Linked DNA regions of Homo sapiens: all the other regions are linked to region 1. Evidence: chromatin loops called from intact Hi-C (ENCODE). Cell type or tissue: heart left ventricle. All regions are shown on one strand. Region 1 overlaps MTR (5-methyltetrahydrofolate-homocysteine methyltransferase). Region 2 overlaps LOC124904563 (a long non-coding RNA gene). Region 3 overlaps LOC107985368 (a long non-coding RNA gene). Region 4 holds the start of RYR2 (ryanodine receptor 2).

Region 1 (5,000 bases):
GGCCCATCAATTATTCTTTGCTAACAAAGGCCAGAGGGGGACCCAAAGCTTCCCTGCGCCACAGGAGAGAGAGATCACAGAGCCCCATGGTACCTTCGAAGAGACAGCAATCAGAGCCTACTCAGAAGAGCAGACTCCCAGAGTAATAAGGCACTGCCACCAGAATGTTCCAGAGTGCACTGGAGGAAAGCCCCTCCTGAGAAATTGCTACCTGGGTAGGTAATGTATGTGCCTGGCCCAGTTCCCCTCTCCAGAGGCTACTAAAAAGGTGAACTCTGAGAATTCATTCTATTAAATGCCCTAATATGTCACAGACTGCCCGGACATGAATGGTACTGAAAGTAAAAAGAGATCGCAGAGGACACAGGACTTGAAAGATGAAAGACTGGGCTAGAGCAGAGGTTTTTGAACAGTTATGTCTGTAAAAGAATAGCCACAAATTCCCTAGTGAGGAGGGGCTGGAACTTAACATTAGAACCCCAGTGCCTTATATTCTGTGGCGTCCGAGCCTGGGCGCATACAGTGAGGATTTACTGAGCCTAAGTGCATATGGTAAGGATGTAGCTGTCCTTGTTTAATTCTTCATGGTACTGCTGAAGGCCCCAAATTTAAGAATCCCTTCAGATGCTGTTATGGTAAAAATATGGATGATTATGAATTATATTGTGGTTGGGATTAAAATGCGCCACTATCTTTTTTGTTTGTTTTTTAGAGACAGGGTCTCACTCTGTTGCCCAGGTTGGAATACAGTGGCATGATCATGGCTTACTGCAGCCTCGATCTCCTAGGCTCAAGTGATCCTCCCGCCTCATCCTCCCGAGTAGCTGGCTGAAGAAGTACAGGCCTGCACTCCCCAGTGCACGGCTCATTTTTAAATTTGTTTTGTAGAGACAGGGTCTTGCCATCTTGCCGGGGCTAGTCTCAAACTCCTAGGCTCAAGCAATCCTCCCACCTTGGCCTCTCAAAGTGCTGGGATTACAGGTGTGAGCCACTGTGCCCAGCCAACATTATTATTTCTGAACGACTGAAAATGGCAGTAAAACAGAGTAATTTTCTGCAAATTATTAAATTTGTTAATGACTCTGGTGAATTCTGGTTCCAATTCTTGATTAAGACACTCTTTTTTACAGCAGCTAAAGGGACATGCATATGATATTTGCCTTTTCAAAGGTGGGGGGGATGAGAGACAAGTTGCTGAGAAGAGTCTGTTCTCGTCACTCGAAAGAAAAAAAGCCAGCACAGTCAAAGAACGGCCACTGGGGATATGTACAGGCTGGGCTCTCCTCTCTATATTGGGGGGCCCAGCACAATCTCCATCATCCTTCATCTTCTCTGTAAAACACAAACTTAAACTGCCTCACACGGCTGTGTGGAAATTAAAAGCATGACCATCAAGCACCTTACTATGCACCTGGCACCTGGTATACATTCTGCAAATGTTTGTTTCCACCTGTCTTCCCCTTTCAAGGGAAGCCACCTGACAGTCTATTTTAATAATATGCATAGATATTAACCTACGTTTTTGAACAAGTGAGTGTTCTCTTTCTTCAGAAGCTAAGAAGACTGAGATCCTGACACGTGACCACCTGAGACAGCAGCAATGGTCCTCGCCCATCCATGGAACACAATATTAAACGCCTCACTCCTGCTGAGTGGTCCTGCCTCTGACACCCATGGTGGCGCCTTCTCTCCCTCGTCCTCACAGATGGCTTGGGCTTGGGCGTGTGACTGGTCACTTCTTGGGCATGTGATTGGTCATTTGGGAGGAGGTGAAGCAGACCCTCATTTATGCAAAGCTCTTTTGTGTAGTGCTTAAACTCACAAGCGAAAGCGGTGTGCTGGCTGTCAGTACACCTTCCATACCTGTTGCCTTAACCCATAGAAGGTGGCTATGGGCTCTGCAGCCTGGGGCACAGCAGCCTCTGCGTACAGGTGAATGTCGTCTTGGATACTCTGTGCTGGCCAGAACCCAACCACACCCCGGGCCCGGAGTTTCTTTTGACTAATCAGTGTGTTCAGCATATTGTGGGCATCATCGTAGACCTTCCTGGCCTCTCCACCTATTAGAAAAACAGAATTAGAATTCACTTAAAGATGCCAAAAATAACCATCAAACAATGCTTCTTTTAAAAGCCATTACCCCTCCTCAGTCACCTTCCCTCTTCAGGCTTCTCCATTTTCCTCAAATGCTTTCTGGTGTTTGCCACTGACCCAGCTTAAAGTGGAACAGCCAGGGCTTTGCGGCTCCTGCTAAGTGCAGCTCCCACAGTCTGCTTCTCCCAGTTCAAGCCACTCAAGTTTTCCACTGGACAAAAAGCAGAGAGCCAAAGCTGTGGCTCCCCAAAGCATTCTGTCAGAGAGGATGAGAAAGAGCAGGCCACATTCCTCACTGACATTCCTCGTGCACATACAACTCCACTGACTTTGCAGTGACCTCTGGGAGACGCGACCTGTGCCTCGTATTCCGTGGTGCTTTTAATCCCAACTACAATATAATTCGTAACGATTGACATTTTGACCGTAACAACCTCTGAAGGGATTCTTCAATTTGGGGCCTTCAACAGTACCATGAAGAGTTAAACAAGGACAGCTACATCCTCACCCTATGCACTCAGACTCGGTAAATCCTCACTGTATGCGTCCAGGCCCAGACACCACAGAATACAAAGCATGGTGAATATAAGGCACAGGCCCCGTCCCCCAGAGGTCGCTGTGAAGTCAGTGGAATTGTATGTGTACAGGGAACGTTAGTGGTAAGGGGTGAAGTGTGGCCCAAATCCTCACATGTGGCTTCAATGCTGCACCTGGGCTGGCCTGCTCCCGGACCTGCAGTGGGAGCCAGCCTCCGAGGACACCATCTCGGTTTCCGTGAGACTCGGCCACCCTGCCCATGGTGAGAAGCCTGTCCCACGGCCCCTGGACAGCTCACCTGTGATGATTCAGGGGCAGCACACTAAGAAGCCCCTTGCTCATCACCACGTTCCTGACTACCTGAGAGTTCCTGAGTCTCAGCATCCGAACACGCACACCCAGGCACGCCCCCCCGTGGGAAACTTGGCAAAAGGCTGGTTTCTAGGCTCCTCTCAGCCCTAATCCCATGCTTCTGTGAGTCTACCCCTCCCTGCTGCTCTGATCTGGCTACTACCTGATCCTTTGAATGGCTTTGCATTTGGATTCCGTGTCTCTGTCGGTGGATTCTGGGGTAAGGCTAGAAGTGAGAAGTGGGGGTAGTAATTTAACACCTCACTTACTTCTCTAGTTTATCACCCTAAATCCCCATTCCCTCCCCAATGCTCCAAGCACAATGGGCTCCTTGCAGTTCCCCAAATAGGCACATGTGCCTGTGCCTTCTCACACTGTCTCCTCTACCTGGAATGACCTTTTCTTCAACACCATATCACATCCACAGTCCCAGCCACGGCAACTCCCACTGAATCGTCAAAAACAGTTCGAACACCACCTTGTCCAGGAAGCCTGCCCTGACCTCCCAGTCTGAGCTCTATCTCCTCTTATGTCCACAGGAGCCCAGGCAGGGCCCATTACTATTGGATGTGCCAGCTAGTCAGGTGCTAGACAGCAGGGATTATATTGTCTTCCATTTATCCCTAGTGCTCAGCATGTAACTGATGTCAATAAACATTTATTGAAAGAATAAAGTAAATACCAAATTTAGTTGATGCAATAAGGACCAATCTAGCAGATTGAAAACCATTAAAAAGTTGGGCAGGTGAGCAATATGAAAGCAGCCGTAATCTGCACAATCCAAATCCACTGCTCCTCACCGATTCCGGTCTTCAAAGTCACAATCCCACAGCTTGAATATCAGAGGCAGAAAGGAAGGACTTACTGCACTAACCTACTGTTTTGTCGTTAAATATCTTGGGAAAGCCTCGATTCGGGTACTTGCCCCGGAGCTGCCAGACATCAAAGAAAGGCTTCCAGTCAATGTAGTCCACCAGCTTCTGCAGGTCATAGTCTTCAAAGACCTGGGTCCCAATAAACGTGGGCTTCACTACAGGAGAGAAGTATGGTTGTCAATGCTGACGCTGGCACCCTGCCTGATGGAGGCCTCCCTGCCAGCTCCTCACTGCTCTGCCAACTCCCACACTCCGCCTCCCTCCTGTCACCCGTAGGAGTTGTTTTACAAAGAGGGGAACTTTAAATTATCGTGGAGAAGGAGTAATTCTGCACTGAGTCTTAAATAAAACTATTCTTCACATGCAGCTGACTACACCACCCTTGGAAACTGTTCCCTCAACCCTTCCATCCCCACCCCCTGCCCAAGAAGGAAAGACAGACGGGTTAATCCTCACTTGCACAAATGAAGACAAGGTGAACATGAAGAACATGAAAGAACATGAAGAACATGTCCAGAAAGACATGGAGAGTAAGCTACTTATCTAAAGTTTCAAAACCGGAAACAATCATCTAGATTGTCTACTGACACATATGCTCAAAGTATAGGCAAATGAAGTCCCAAATTCAGGACTGCTGTGCTTTCTGCAGGGGAGGAAGGGACACATGTGGGACTTCCGATACATACTCCTCAATACATAATCCTCCACTCTGCCAAGCATGTGTGCAGCACAGATGTATGAGCAAGGAAAAGCTGATTTATTACCTTAGAAATATGGATTCAATTAATATAACCTCTGTTCACTCTGCATTGTTTCGTTTTTTAAAAATCAGATGGTAGGTTATGTCTTAAGCTGGCTAGTGGGTATACGTGGATGTTTAATATATTGTTCTTTATACCTCCTGGTGAGTCTAAAATACATCATAATTTAAATAATGGTGAAGACTTCAGAGACAGATGGTGCTGCTGGGCTTTCTGGGGCAGGTAGAGCAGCACTGCCATCTGCCCTCCAGACTGTAGTGTGGTCTGCACCTCAGACTCTGGTCTGACATGGCAGGATTAGGCTGGAGTCTAAGGTGTTGGCTCCATTGCCGTATCCGAGCCTTCCTGTCTCTCTACTTCCTGATTTGTAACCAGGGATCAG
Region 2 (5,000 bases), 87 kb before region 1:
GATTCTCGTGCTTCAGCCTCCCGAGTAGCTGGGATTACAGGCGCCCACCACCACATCAGGCTAGTTTTTGTATTTTTAGTAGAGCTGGTTTCTCCATGTTTGCCAGGCTGGTCTCAAACTCCTGACCTCAAGTGATCCACCAGCCTCGGCCTCCCAAAATGCTGGGATTACAGATGTGAGCCACCATGACTGGCTTCCTTCATTTTAGCTATTTCCTTTATTTTAGTTATTTCCTTAATTGAAATCTCAAGGATGGGGTCCATGGTTGAAGTGGTCTTACACTTTCATGCATCATAATATATGTTTCCAAACTACTTTCCAGAAAGGAAACTACTTTCCAACATAGACTGCTGCTAGCGAAGCCCACCCGAGCGCATTATCAGACAGCTTTCCAGCTGACTGTGAGGGGTGGGGACCAGGCACGGGACCAGATGGCAAGCAATGACAAGAGGATCCGTTTGTAAATCCTGGGAACTCTCGCTGCCTTCCATCTCCTGCTTTCCTCTGGTGTCCTTGTACCCAGATGCTTCCTTCAAGTCATCTCCTCTCTCTTATTTGGTTTAAATTAAGAGTAAGCTAGGAGCTGGAGCTCGTCTCAGTGCCAATTCTGACAGGAAGTTGGACAGCCGAGATGCCTTGTGGAGCTCTTGGATTCCATGTGGGCCGAACGCAACCTTCACACATCTGCAGCCTCCATCTGCTGCTTCATCACAGGACATCATCCTCTGTCCAGGCATTGCTTAGTTTGCACAAGACGTGTCTGTGTAAAAATGCTTCACCACTCACTCCTCCGCAGCTGCCTCTGCTGAGCCACACAGCGCCCATCGCTCTACATCTATTGGGAGCACACAGGGCATCATCCCATGGAGGAAATTCACACAGAACTTACAGGGCAACTACATCTATGAGCTGCCAGTGTTATCCCACATGTGCTCATTGAAAGGAATTGTAGAAAAGATATTGGACGTCCTTGTCGGAAGCCCTTGTTCTATTTCCGGCTCTGAGAAGCTGCAAAACCTTGGATGAATCACTCACTGCCTGCAGTCCTCAGTCTCCCTCTCTACCAAAGAAGGAGAAGAACAGCTGTTCTTGCATCTCACATGGTGGTGGTGAGAATCGAATGAAACACTGTGCATGAACGCTCTGCAAACTGTGAAGTGCTGTGAGATATAGAGCACTGGTATTATCATTTGAATGCCAATTCTGAAGTACCCAGAGAGCAAATGGGTGACAGAGGCCATGGTTTGCTTTCCCCACAGCCATTCTACACCTCTTTCAAGGCCAGTTGTGTTCATGTCGCATCTGGCTTTATGTCCGGCGCCCAGGAATGAATCACGGTTGAGCTAAATGAATCACGGAAATCTCATTCCTTCTTTGCTCCTTTGAGGCAGGCATGTGATTCAACAGAGATCCAGAACACTTGGGGAAAGATACTCCTCCGTGATAGAAGGAGAGAGCTCTCCCCGCCTCCTAGCTTGGACGTTGTCTTGTGAGGACTTGGTGCTATGTGCTGCAGCTGCACAGAGCTGGCACCAGAAAAAGGAAAGCCAAGAGCAGCCGATCGCGGGCCCTGACGCCGTGGAAACAGTACATGAACCACCTCTGGGACTGCCAATCTCCAGACTTCTGATGTGCGATTTGTGAGTAAAATTTTGTGGCTTACATCAGACATTCTCCTACCTAAAGGCACAAAGGGGAGAAACAATGGGTGATGGAAACGATCAAGTCTTACCAGTGGATGAAATTGAACAAGTTTTTCCAGCAGGCTCAATTCCTTGCCCTCTTGTCTCCGTCGGCTTTGCTTTATTGTGGTTCACTTCTTTTTTTTTTTTTTTTTTTTTTTTTTTTTTTTTTGAGACGGAGTCTCGCTCTCGCCCAGGCTGGAGTGCAGTGGCGTGATCTCTGCTCACTGCAGGCTCCGCCTCCTGGGTTCACGCCATTCTCCTGCCTCAGCCTCCCCAGCAGCTGGGACTACAGGCGCCCGCCACCTCGCCCGGCTAATTTTTTGTATTTTTAGTAGAGACGGGGTTTCACCGTGTTAGCCAGGATGGTATCGATCTCCTGACCTCGTGATCCGCCTGCCTCAGCCTCCCAAAGTGCTGGGATTACAGGCGTGAGCCACCGCTCCCAGCCTGTGGTTCACTTCTTAGATTGCAGCAAGCGGCTGGGCGTGGTGGCTCATGCCTATAATCCCAGCACTTTGGGAAGCTGAGGTGGGAGGATCACTTGAGCCCAGGAGTTTGAGACCAACCTGGCAACATAGTGAGACTGTATCTCGACAAAAAATTTAAAAATTAGCTGAGTGTGGGGGCACATACCTGTAGTCCCAGCTACTAGGGAGGCTGAGGTGGGAGGATCACTTGATCCCAGGAGGTTGAGGCTGCAGTGAGCTGTGATTGTGTCACTGCACTCAAGCCTGGGTAACTCTGTCTCAAAAATTAACTAATTAATTAATTAATTGCAGCAGTTAGTAAACTTCTGAGGCAAAACAAAAATGGTAAATGAATTTAAAAGTAAGTGGCTACAAGGAAATGAATTAAAATATGAGGAATGTGTGATTACGTGAACAGCGGGCACTGAGGACAGGCAATGGGCCAGGAGAGCTACCCCCACCAGCATCAGGAAGCTGAGACAGAGAAGGGAGCGGGCACAGGACTGCAGAGGTGGGTAAAGGGGAGTCCACGACTTCCAAGGGAAAAACTCCAAGGAAAAGCCTCCACTTGGAATGTGTCACCCAGCTCTCTGTCTGGACAAATGCAACTCCTTAGTCCCATGATCAGCCAAACATTTTGTCTTTCTTTCCATAAAAGTTATTGCTATGGCCTGAATGTGTCCCCCAAAATTCCTATGTTGAAACGTAATCACCAGTGTGATAGTAGTATTAAGAGGTGGGGCCTTTAGGAGGTGATTAAGTCATCCCCGTGACTAGTGGGATTAGTGCCCTTGTCAAAGAGGTTGAAGGAAGCACCACAGTCCCCGTCACCCCTTTTGCCATCTGAAGATGCAGCAAGAGACACCATCTTGGAAGTGGAGAAGAAGCCCTCACCAGACACCAAACCCGCTGGCACCTTGATCTTGGACTTCACAGCCTCCAGAATTGTGAAAAAATAAATTTATATTGTGACATTTGTATAAATGACCCAGTCTGTGGTCTTTTGTCATAGCAGCAGGAATATACCAAGATAGTTATCAACTGAGCTTTTTGTTTTGTTTAATTTTGGGCCTTAAATGCGAGGCACTGTACCAGGCATAGTCCTCGGTTCGTGACACATAATCACGATCAGTCCTTACGTAGCCCGTCTTTTACTTTCATTATTTATTTTTATTGCATAACAAACGCTGCTAAGCCAGCCTCACTCAAGAATTAAAAATTTACCACGGATATACGTCTCCCTACGTGCTCACCACTATCCCATGTCCCTGCTTGCCTTTTTTTTTTTTTTTTTTTTTTTTTTGAGATGGAGTCTCGCTCTGTTGCCCAGGCTGGAGGGCAATGGTGCGACCTCGGCTCACCGCAACCTCCGCCTCCCGGGTTCAAATGATTCTTCTGCCTCAGCCCCCCGAGTAGCTGGGATTACAGGCACCCACCACCACGCCAGCTAATTTTTGTATTTTTAGTAGAGATGGGGTTTCACCATGTTGGCCAGGCTGGTCTCGAACTCCCGACCTGATGACCTGCCGGCCTCAGCCTCCCGAAGTGTTGGGATTACAGGCATGAGCCATCACAGCTGGCCTATCCCTGCTTGCCTCTTGAAGGGAGTTAATACTTTGAATTTTGTGTTTATCATTCTGATCCTTTTTTGGTTTTGGTTTTGGTTTATCCTGTACATACGTATGTCTAACCAATATATTGCTTAATTTTGCTTGTTACTTAACATTTCATGGCTAAAATTCATCCAAGTTATTGAACGTGGCTGGAGTTACTTTCCCGTTGTGTAGATATACCATAATTTATTTGTCTATTCTCTTGTCAAAGGACATTTTTTTTCCATTCTTCCCTGTATAGAACAAGAATTCTGTGAACATTCTTGTATATTATCTTGGTGCACATGTGCTAAAGAGTCTCTTGGATATTTACCTAGAAGTAGAATATCAAATAGGCAAATATTCAATTAGACAGAATACTACCAAATTATTTTCCAAAGCGATTGTGCTACTTTAGTTTCTCATTGGTAATATGTAGGAGATCCCACTGATCATTTGATCTCTAATACTTGGTATTGGCAGACTTCATTTAATAATCGCATGGGTATAAAATGGTCTTCAATTGTGCAGATGCTGTACAGTCTCCTGTGGTTTAATGTCTTTTTGTATATTTATTGGCCATATGTGGTTCCTCTTCTGTGAAATGCATTTATCTGGTTTTTGCTCATTTTTCTATATTGAGTTGTCTTTTTTCTAGTGATATGTAGAAACTCTTTATTATTCTTGAGTGATCTTTGTTGGTTATTTGTGTTGCAAATATCCTTTCTCTCATCTCTCCGAAGGACATACAATTATTCTCAGAAACAATTTATTCTGAATACATATTGAAGAAAACTTGAGATGAAGATGAGAAGGGATGAAGAGCTCCAAAGCCCACCCTCAACATTCCTGACAAAACCTGGGACTTTGGGAAACGGACCATGGCAAGTGATTTTGTACCGAGATTGCTGATGGGAAGAGAAGTGGGGAATACTAAACAGAAACCAATCTTCATGGAAACAGGGACAGGAGAGGGTGTTGACAACGGGAGGGTAAAAACCAGACTGCTCTCATGAAAGCAAAGAGGGTTGACTGTGAGTTAAAGCGGCAGGCTACCTTGTGTTCGTTTATTTTCTTTTTATTTTTATGTTCATTTTTAAAGACTTTTAATCTGAACACTTCCAGGTTTACAGCAAAATTGAGAAGATGGTACAGAGCATTCCTGTATACCCCACCCGCAGTTTCCCCTATTATCAACATCTTACACTAGTAGGGTACATTTGTTAGAATTAATGAACCAATATTGATGCATCAGT
Region 3 (5,000 bases), 110 kb before region 1:
GGGAAATGCCTCACCTTGAGTGTTTATCATTTTTGTGTTGGCTTCAAGTCCTCTCTTTTAGTTACTTTGAAATATGCATAACATTGATGCTAAGTATCATCACCCTAGTGTGCTATCAAACATCTGAACTTATTTCTTCTATCTAACTGTATGTTTGTACCCATAACCAACCGCTCTTCATCCCTCTTCCCCTACCACCCTTACTATTATTTTCCTTTTTTTTTTTAAGACAGGGTCTGGTTCTGTCACCCATGCTGGATTACAGTGGCATGATCATAGCTTACTGCATCCTGGAATCCTGGGCTCAAGTAGTCATCCCATCTCAGCCTCCAAGTAGCTGGGACTACAGGTGTGAGCCACCATGCCCAGCTGATTTAAAAATATTTTGTTAGTCTGGGTGCTGTGTCTCACACTTATAATCCTACCACTTTGGGAGGCCGAGATGGGAGGATCGCTTGAGGTCAGAAGTTCAAGACCAGTCTGGTCAATGTAGCAAGACCGTATCTCTAAATAAATAAATAAATAAATAAATAAATAAATAAATAAATAAATAAATAAATTGTTGTTGTTAAGGGGTGGAGTCTTGATAAGTTGCCCAGGATGGTTTTGAACTCCTGGTCTGAAGAAATCCTCTTGCCTTGGCCTCCTAAAGCAATGGGATTATGGGTGTGAGCCACCAGGGCCGGCTACCATTTCTATTCTTATGAGAAGCAACTAAACAGGGCATCAGGATGACATAGTAAGAGGAGTATAGGTTTGGAAAGCAGGGTTCCTAACGGGCAGTGAGTGGGACACTTGCCAATGCCAAACCTGAGAAATTAATTTATTTTCTCAAGGAAACCGTATTAGATGTTCCCTAAGGAGAGCATTTTGAGATTGAACGTAAACTTTCTCAGCCACATCAAAAAGCCTGGTAGTGAAGCACAGGGCGTTCGACACACTGAAGGGCAATCATTGGGCTGAGCTTCTGCCCTGTGCTCCCAGACCACAGTCTACAGAATCAACTTCTATAGACTGTAACCATTTGATCTAAATGCCAGAGCCTGGGATGCCCAAGGAAGATAAAAGCAAGGGTCATATTTATGTTCTTTTATTTCACATCCATTGAACAACTGTTCAACGGGCACCTCCTAGCTTCCTGTCTCTCTGGATGGGGTCCTGGGAGCCAGAAAAACAAAACAGACTTCCTCTCTCCAGAATGTTCACAGCATGACGGGGGATGAGACAAAGCCGGTCCTCAGCAGTGCAATTGCGCTTTAACTAAGCATGAAGGGGGTGTGTCCCATGCCAACCACATCTCCATAGCCCTGTGGGACAAGATGCACAGGACTTCCCTGATAAGAGAAAAACAGTCCTCTGATAGCACCTGGGGATGCACGCCACTATCTTCAGTGACTATTTGGAAGGATCAAAACCGGTTGATGCCTTAACTCACGGCAGCAGCAGCTCTACTTCAGTGAAGAAAACCAACAGAAGTTCACGTTGCAACTGTGCTGTTTATGACCCCGAGGAAGCCATCGGGCCACCTGGGCTCTAGGGTTTCCCTGCTGGGAAATGATCCTTTTCATCTCAGGGAAGACAGTTATTATTATTATTATTTATTTATTTATTTATTTATTTGAGACAGAGTCTCACTCTGTCGCCCAGGCTGGAGTGCAGTGGCGTGATCTCAGCTCACTGCAACCTCTGCCTCCCAGGTTCAAGCGATTCTCCTGCCTCAGCCTCCTGAGTAGCTGGGATTACAGGCGTGCACCACCACTATGCCCGACTAATTTTTGTAGACACGGGGTTTCACCATGTTGGCCAGGCTGCTCTCGAACTCCTGACCTCAAGTGATCCACCTCCCTCAGCCTCCCAAACTGCTGGGATTACAGGCGTGAGCCACCATGCCAGGCACTGGGGAAGACAATTCTCATTCAATTATTCAAGCCATTCTCTCTCTCTCTCCTCTCTTCCTCTCTCCCGCCCTCTCCCTTTCTCTGTCTTCCTTTTTCTCTCTCTCCTTCTCTGCCTCTTTCTGTCTTCCTTTCTCTCTCCCTCTCCCTCTCTCTGTCCCCCTCCCCCAATTCTGCCCCACCACCTGTCTTTGAGAAGAGAGAAGGGACAGCTGTGTTCCCTCCCTAGCCACCCACTGGGACTGCAGGACCAGGAGGTGGGCCAGTTCTGCTGACATCTGATGCTAACAAAAAGCATCAGCGAAGCCGCTGCTCAGCCTCTCCTGGCTGTAGGAGGAATCACTGCTGTGGAACATGAAAAATTAATTAGGAGAAGATGAGTGCCTGGGCCTCCTTTCTTCTCAGACCCAACGGAATCAATAAAATCCTCAGCTCCTGCCAATAAAAGGCAAAATTGTGCATTACCCATGGACAGCCAGAGAGCTGTCAGAATTACAGAATATTGAAACTCGAAGGCCCCTAAATGTCCCCAAATTGTCCAAAGAGTCTTTGTGATTTATTCACTAACACAGTAAGTTGGTGTCAGGGGCTTGGTTCACACCTGTATCTCTGAATGGACTTGGACCACATGAACCAGAATCAGGAATCCTCCTGCACTCACAAAATCATGGAGAGGAAGGGCAAGGGGGTTGCTTGCTGCAGAGAAACCCTAACTCCCTTTCCCTATAGAAATGCCTCCAAGTAGAAGTGGAAAGAAAGAAATAACACACCTGTGCTCACCCCCGCCTGGGCCCTGCCTTTGGCCGCTGGGTATGCCGGTCTCCTCTATGCCCTCTGAGTAACAACAGAAACAAGAACTGAATCCCGAACAGTGGTGGCCAGGGAGGGCCCGTGTGGAGGCACGGCCAGTCTGCCACCTGCCTGCACTGCACCGATCTCTCCTGCGTGAGATCAGCCAGCAAGGCACGTCCAGGGCCTGCCTGGGTTAAGTGGCTCTCAGATGAGGTAATAATGACAAAGCTCTCCTGAGCCTGGTGAGTTTTCCAGGCATGGAGTCAGGTCGCCTTATTTAGTCTGATTGTTAAAACCATTCTTTAAATATCCTGCTACGGGAATTTACGATGCCTTTTGAAGCTTTTTATTTAACTGGTAGTGTTTTGTTCCTCTTTTCCAGAGCCGTGAGGATGGGGAAAACTGTTTCCTTCCACCACGTATTCTGGTGTTGAAAGGTCAACCTCAATGTTAGAGAAAACACAGCACCCGGCCCTGCTCCCCTTCTCTTCGCAGGTGAAGTCACTGAGTGACATGGTGTGTCAGGTGCCCTTGGGTTTGTGGGGGAAATGAGGACACTGATGTGTAAAAAGCCAACAGCCAAGGAGAGGACAGAGGCCACCCTGTGTAGATGCTGCCTCTACAGCAGGTGACGAGAAGCTGTTCTCCCCTCTTTGGTTTTATCAAAGCTGGTGAGCACAGTCCTGTCAGCAGACAGACGCGAGGGGACGTGGGTCAGGCGTGTCATCCACGGGATGGGCAGGGGCCTAACGCCAGCAGCAACCCGCATCTCCATTCAAGGGCATGGGCACAGGGTCATGGAGCGTGTGTGACTGATTTGGCCATGCCAGAAACACAGTCCTGGGGAAAAGAAGAACAGCAAGAGATCGCAGATGCTTCTCACCGTCTGGAATTTTCGTAACATTCTACTTTCCCCAAACCTCTTACTGGCAAAAGTCTTATCACCAATCATAATGAACTTTGAGTTCATTAAATTGAATTTTATGTTAATATGATTTTTTTTTGAGACAAAGTCTTGCTCTGTTGCCCAGGCTGGAGTGCAGTGGCACAATCATGGCTCACTGCAGCCTTGACCTCCAGGTCTCAAGCGATCCTCCCACCTCAGCCTCCCAAGTAGCTGGGACTACAGGCACATGTCACCATGCCTAGCTGATTTTTTAATTTTTTGTTGAAACGAGGTCTCACTATATTGCCCAGGCTGTATGTTAATATAATTTCCAAACATAGGACTAGGTGTAAAGATAGCAACAATTGCATTAAACATGAATGACGTTTGTGTAATGCTGTGAGCTGTTATCTGTACTTTTTTTTTCTTTTTTATCTTTTTTTTTTTTTTTTTTTGAGATGGAGTCTCTCTCTGTCACCTCAGCTGGAGTGCAATGGCATGATCTCAGCTCACTGTAACCTCCGCCTCCTGGGTTCAAGCGATTCTCCCGCCTTAGCCTCCTGAGTAGCTGGGATTACAGGTGAGTGTCACCATGCCTGGCTAACTTTTGTATTTTTAGTAGTGACGGGGTTTCACCATGTTGGCCAGGCTGGTCTCAAACTCCAGACGTGAGGTGATCCACCTGCCTCGGCCTCCCAAAGTGCTGGGATTACAGGCATGAGCCACTGTGCCCGGCCTGGTACCTGTACTTTCGTGCAGGTGTGCAGTGACCATGTACCCAACAGCTGCTTCAAGCGCACGTAAGTACTTCCTCTCTTCTAACCATAGGACCAGGCCAAACTGGGCCTACTCTGTCGAGTTACCATGTAGGTATAACACAGCCAGAAACTGCAAGTCATGTAGCCTGAGCAATAGGAAAGGCGTTGACCCCTAATAACACCCACAACCAGTAAGTCCTTCCAACAGAACCAGAAGACTAGGACATGACCAGAACCTGAATGCTGGAACTATTTCAGATGCAAGGAGTCCATTGGCCCCAAAGATCAGGGGTAAAATCTGCCTCAACATACCTTACTATAAATGGTCAAATGTCAGACCTCCAGTCAGACCCTGCCAAGCCAACTATTCCTAAGTCCTTTTCCATGGCCCATGAGCCCTTAAAACTTGCCCCAGACCCCCAGTGGAGGAGACAGATTTCAGCCTCCCTCCTGCTTCCTTGCTGGTCTGTCTTGCAATAAAGCCTTTTTTTTCTCAAAAGCCCGTGCCATAGTATTGGCTTCTGTGTGCATTGGGTAGAGAGCCCATCTGCTCAATATGACTTTCTCCTGGGCCCCAACAATTGCCCTTGTCTGAGCTCCTTGAGGAAGCTCCATGTGCTTGTTCCAGGGACATCTCCCCTCCCCAAAAGGCCCCATCAACTGAGGGCT
Region 4 (5,000 bases), 150 kb before region 1:
CATCAAATTCACAATTACGGTGTCTTAATGACTGTTTTTGTTTTTCTATGCAAAACAGCTTCATCCATCACTATCAAGAATTCTTCCATCTACAACTGTTTTATCAAGATGTACAGATTCCTAATACTCCTTGGGCTATTTGCTTTAAAAAAAAAAAAAAAGAAGAAGAAGAAGAAATAACTCATATTGACAAGCTTGCACATGACAGAGAAATAAATGCCCTCAGAAAAAAAAGAAGCGACTTCAATGTGGGAACTATACTACAGTCTCCCCATTATTCACCCCATCAGCATTTCTGAACCACCAACATTCTCAGGTTAAGAGAAAAAAAAGGGGGGTGGGGGAGGGAAGGATGGAGGGTAATGGGTGGAGAAGCCGGTAAAGGATTTGAGAATTTCCATATGAAAATTGGAAAATTGTGAGGAAAGGCATGTTTTCCTTTTAGATGTTAATGCTATACCAAAAAAAAAAAAATCCCCCTGCTCCACTGTGTCACCTCCTTCAAGGTCATTTGTCGTCAGCACAGCAACCTACGGATGTTTTATTAAAAGAAAAATCCCAGCCTGGGACTGCCAGATCTCTACCCAGGACCCACTTATCAAAGGTGCTGCTCTAGCTGACAGGCAGCTGCTGAGTGGCACAGAGTTGACATTACTTGATATGTGCAGAACCTCATCAGCCAGCACGTTCCCTCGGTCCCCATTAAGCATTCTGATAACACCACCTCCATGAGCTCGGCTTAACAGTTAAGCCCGCAGGAAGCCCTTGAGTGCATGAAGCCTACCAAAATGTCCCAGCTAGTTTTAACCCCACAGAGTTTGATACGAATTGATTGAAAAATTATACAGCAACCGTATTTGTCCACCTGAATAAAATAGTCCTTAGTTTTGAGAAAAATCTAATGTGGTGTTAATTACTTAAAAAAAAAAAAACCCTTATAGTCTATTTTCTATGAAAAAGACAACTGTATTACTAGCAGGTTTATACACCGTGACCAAGGTATTAGTGAAGAGGCTCTTCCAAGCCCGGTCTTGGGCCAACAGTACTTCAAAAAGCATATGCAATGGTGCATAACCTGCAGCTATTAGACTGGATTACTATTAGGTTGTCATCTGATGTGGACCCTGGGTTTTTATCCTTCCCAAAGCTTTCTCCCAGTCCGTTTAATGCACAAAAGAGAAAGAGACAGTCGTTTACAACGTTCCTTTGCAAATTCGCTGTTTTCATATGTTTAGTACCCAAATACATCAAGACTATTTTCACACCTAAAAGTTAATATTCCAAAATTCCACCGTATCTACGATTTTCTGTGATTATAGGTAACTGTAACCGGGAAGTGGTTTTGTTTGTTTGTTTGTTTTGTTTTGTTTTGTTTTTGTACTGCTGAGGAAAGAAGTACCAGCAGAAGCTGCAGTTCTAGGTTGGGGAAGTCTGGGGAATCCTGCAAGGGAACATCCTTCGGGAAGGAGGACAGAAGTGGAGAAGGAACGACTGAAAGGATGCTAACTAGGTTATTATTAGCAGGAAGTTAGGGCATTTTCTTTTCTGGAGAGGCTCTCCAGTCCCAGCTTGGAGGTGTGCAATGCCTCAGCCTGGGAAGTATCTGCAGTGTTCGAACAAATGAGAGAAAGGAAGGAGCAGTGCCAAGAGGTACTTAAGGAGAAAGAATTGTATTAGTGTGGAGCCAACCTTTCCCGGGCAGCCACCCTGCCCTTACACTTACACACACACACTTTGCTTCACTTGGCATGCAATAAGCCAGCATTTAGAGAACGACACGTTCACGATGTTCTCCCCACCACCACCCGCGCGCGCGCACACACGCAAACACACGCTCGCTTCCCATGCCTTCCACGCTTTGCAAGCGGTCACAGCACCACCACGGATGGCACCAGCCCCGGGAACCGCGGGGACCACGGAGGCGACTCCTCCTCCGCTTTCGCAGCACCTTGACTTGGGGGAAACCTCCGCGCAGCGTCCTGCACCATCACCCCCGCCCCCGGTCAGCTGCGCCGCACGCTACACGGAGTAAGCGAACCAACGTCTTCGCTCCGTGACAACGCGCGGGTCCAGCCCGAAAGCCCAAGAAACCTCCCGGCGGCGGTATTCCCAGAAACAGCCCGAGTTCCCGCCGCTCCCCGCGCCCCCACGGGCCACCCTGCTCTGCACCCTGCCCCCGGCCGCCCGGGAGGTCCCAGCCGTGCCACCAGGCAGGCCGGACCGGCCGTCCCCTCCTCTCCCGGTTCCCGCAGCTCCGACGCTCCTGTCCCCGGTGCCCCGGGTCCGAGCCCGGGCGCCTGCCGCCGGCTAGCCGCGCTCCATCCTCTAGCTTTCCACACGCGCGCACAGACACGCGCCCTTGCCTTCCCTCGCCCCAACACGCACACCTGCACACACTTGGTGATGCCCGCTCCTCCCGCATCCTCAGGGGGCACCCCCTCGCCCCGCCCGCGAGTCCCCGCTGCCCGCTGTCACTCTGCCCGGACCCCGCTAGTGGATGCCCTGACGCCCCCTTCCCCTGACAGCACACGCGACGCACGGCGCTTACAGTTCGCAGGAACTGGATCTCGTCTTCGCCCTCGCCCCCATCGGCCATGGTTCCGCGCCTCCTCGCCGGGGCCGGCTCCCGAGCCCCGCGGAGCTCGGCGGCGGCGGCGGCCCCTGGCGCTGCCTTCTGCTTCTGCTGCCGGGAGCCGGGGGCTGGAGGGGGCCGCGCTGCCGGGTGCCGAGCGCCGGGCGGTCCCCGCCTGCAGAGCGGAGGAGGAGGCGCGGACGCTCGGGCGCGGGTGGTCGAGGCGCGGGGCCTCCCTGCTCCGCACTGTGCGGGAGGAGGGCGGCCCGGGCCCGGAGGACGCGGGGAAGCAGCCCCGCAGCCCAGCCGCGCTCGCTGCCTGCAGCCGGCGGTCCGCTCGGCCCCGGCTCCTCCGAGCAAGTGCGCGGAGCCAGCTGAGCCGGGGTTAGTGCAGCGGTGGGGGTGGGGTGTGGGGGCGGGCGGGGAGGAGCTCGGCGGCTCCCCGCTGCTGCAGGTAATCCGCAGCCCGCTCCTCCGGGCCGCCAAACCCGAGGCCCAGCGCCACTTACTGGCTGCGCTGGGAATCGGGGCCGGAGCGCACCCGGCGAGCGCACAGCCTCCTACCTGCGCCCCGCTGGGGTCCCTGGGCTCATTCCCCTGCCCCTTCCGAGCTTAAAACCGCCGGCACGACGCCCCTTCCTCCTGGACTGGGCTAGGGCACTAACTTCCACGGCACTTCGGATCGCACGGAAGAATGATATCTTTCACCTGGGCGCACGGGGTGGCTAATCTCCAAGTAGAGATTACGCAACACCTGGTATTTTAAACGTGGATTACCTCTATTCATGATCAAATGGGAATTCTTCAAGATCTAGTTTTAGTGTACCATGCTTTTCGCAGATAATCGATGCAAAGTGCACGGTTTTGGTGCACAGAACTTTAACATTCAACAAATATACAGTGAGCGCCTATGCCAGACAATGTGGTACAAGACAGACCCAGAAGTGTGTAGTCTGTATTCGAAGTGCAAGCCTTAATTCAACAAGGAATTGCGGTAAAGTATGGGATACTATCTATAAGTCTGAACCACTGGATGGGTCTAAAGTCAGACTGTGCTACCCATTATCCTTGCTGAGAGAAGAAATTCGAGCATTCCACCGCAGATAGTAATATCTTGCTCTCGCAATCCTCCATGCAATAGTCTACCAAATGCCTACTTAACAAACGGCTATGACTAAGAAAATACAGGGTCTGAGACAATTTGGACAAGAAAGCAATTTGTCTCTTGTTCCTAGTCCACAGCGCTTTCATTTATCGTACTTAAAATAAGTATGTGCAAAGTAAAGTTTTCAAATGTCAGTACTACGGAGATGCAGACATTGTAAAACAAGGATTTTTGCGTCCGTTTACCTACATCTTACATTCTGCGGCATCTAACTCATTATTAAAATCGACCACTGAGTTCTATACAGTTTATATTTTATTTTTAGCATTCATTAACTTTGTACTTACTGGGGTAGGTTTGTAAATTTCCAGGAGAATGACAATATGTGTATAAATACTCGCTGTCCGTGGTAGAACTAGTAATGTTCTGCCCTATCTCATGGAAGTATACCAGTCACCTTACCTAAAAACTTGACCTATCCCTGTAGCCATGACGACTAACCAACTCTTAAACCGTTATTATTTATGTGAATGTTTACTCTTACGAGTCTCTAAAGGAACAACCAGTGAGCTCCCAAAAAGTCGGGTAAGAGTCCTCCATGAGCAATGACTATATTCTGAAATTGGCTCCTGATTTAATGTTAAATGATTTGATCTTCCAAATTTAGAACGTATCAAATTGACGTTTTAAACTATTTTATTCAGAACTATGCAGAGACAGGTTTCTTAATTACTCCATTCTACCCAGATGGTAGGTAAAATAATATAAAAACGCTTACCACGTCTTCATTTTGGCATTTTAACTAGGCTGTAAACTGTTCTAGCAAGAGTTATGGTTATTATTTCTTTAGTTCTCTCAATGTAAGTGGAATAATGCTAAAAGGCCTAGACACTCGATGTTTCTTATTCACCCCATACAGTCTTCAACAGCAAGTAGACATAGAGCAGAGACTATTTATAAAACACACCGTGTATGTGGACTTTAAAACACAAAAATACAAAACTATGAGGTTTATAGATCTCTAGTCTGTTCTAAAAGTATAAAAATATGTTTGAGAATGATATACAACATTTATTTTTAAAAAGAAAACCAAAGCAAATATAACAAGTGTTTTAATACTGGTGATGGGCATATTGGTGGAATATTATTTTTGGTACTCTGATATTCTGTTATATTTCATAATTACATAACAAAATAATTTTTACAAGAAAGCAACTTCAGTGAAAGCTATGGAAACTTTTTACTTATAGCTTTTTTAAAAAAAATTTAACCCTTTTGGATAATTTAGTTATAATTCCCTAGTTTCTTCTTCTGGTGGACAAT

The links. Peaks named below come from ENCODE experiments on the same cell type or tissue, not always from the same donor. Only the 100,000 strongest peaks of a DNase experiment are listed, where the experiment ranks them.
Region 2: it touches region 1 in a loop (3-fold over the local background); 5 of 110 quality-filtered maps call a loop at or near these places.
Region 3: a loop joins it to region 1, with 15 times the contacts of the local background. A loop is called at or near these places in 12 of 110 quality-filtered maps.
Region 4: a loop joins it to region 1, with 12 times the contacts of the local background. A loop is called at or near these places in 16 of 110 quality-filtered maps.

What each region holds. Positions count from the first base shown.
Region 1 is chr1:236,888,193-236,893,192 of GRCh38, reverse strand. MTR (5-methyltetrahydrofolate-homocysteine methyltransferase) reads right to left here. Exons shown (of 33, transcript NM_000254.3): 28 at 3,857-4,012; 29 at 1,864-2,060. Among named protein-coding and RNA genes, the nearest start is that of MTR, 95 kb to the right of the region's middle. In heart left ventricle, CTCF peaks have their summits at 2,703 (motif pointing right) and 4,842; a DNase peak (open chromatin) is centred at 4,072; H3K27ac peaks cover 4,673 bases.
Region 2 is chr1:236,975,393-236,980,392 of GRCh38, reverse strand. All of the region lies in intron 1 of LOC124904563 (a long non-coding RNA gene), which reads right to left. Among named protein-coding and RNA genes, the nearest start is that of MT1HL1, 27 kb to the left of the region's middle. In heart left ventricle, no CTCF peak of the experiment used is centred here; no DNase peak of the experiment used is centred here; H3K27ac peaks cover 771 bases.
Region 3 is chr1:236,995,929-237,000,928 of GRCh38, reverse strand. All of the region lies in intron 2 of LOC107985368 (a long non-coding RNA gene), which reads right to left. Among named protein-coding and RNA genes, the nearest start is that of MT1HL1, 6.0 kb to the left of the region's middle. RefSeq lists an enhancer at 712-3,617. In heart left ventricle, CTCF peaks have their summits at 2,198 and 2,839; DNase peaks (open chromatin) are centred at 2,788 and 3,408; H3K4me3 peaks cover 825 bases; H3K27ac peaks cover 4,122 bases.
Region 4 is chr1:237,040,118-237,045,117 of GRCh38, reverse strand. RYR2 (ryanodine receptor 2) reads right to left here and starts at 2,934. Exons shown (of 105, transcript NM_001035.3): 1 at 2,549-2,934. The coding sequence starts at 2,596. In heart left ventricle, a CTCF peak has its summit at 3,088 (motif pointing left); DNase peaks (open chromatin) are centred at 1,847, 2,407 and 2,977; H3K4me3 peaks cover 4,628 bases; H3K27ac peaks cover 4,435 bases; H3K27me3 peaks cover 1,250 bases.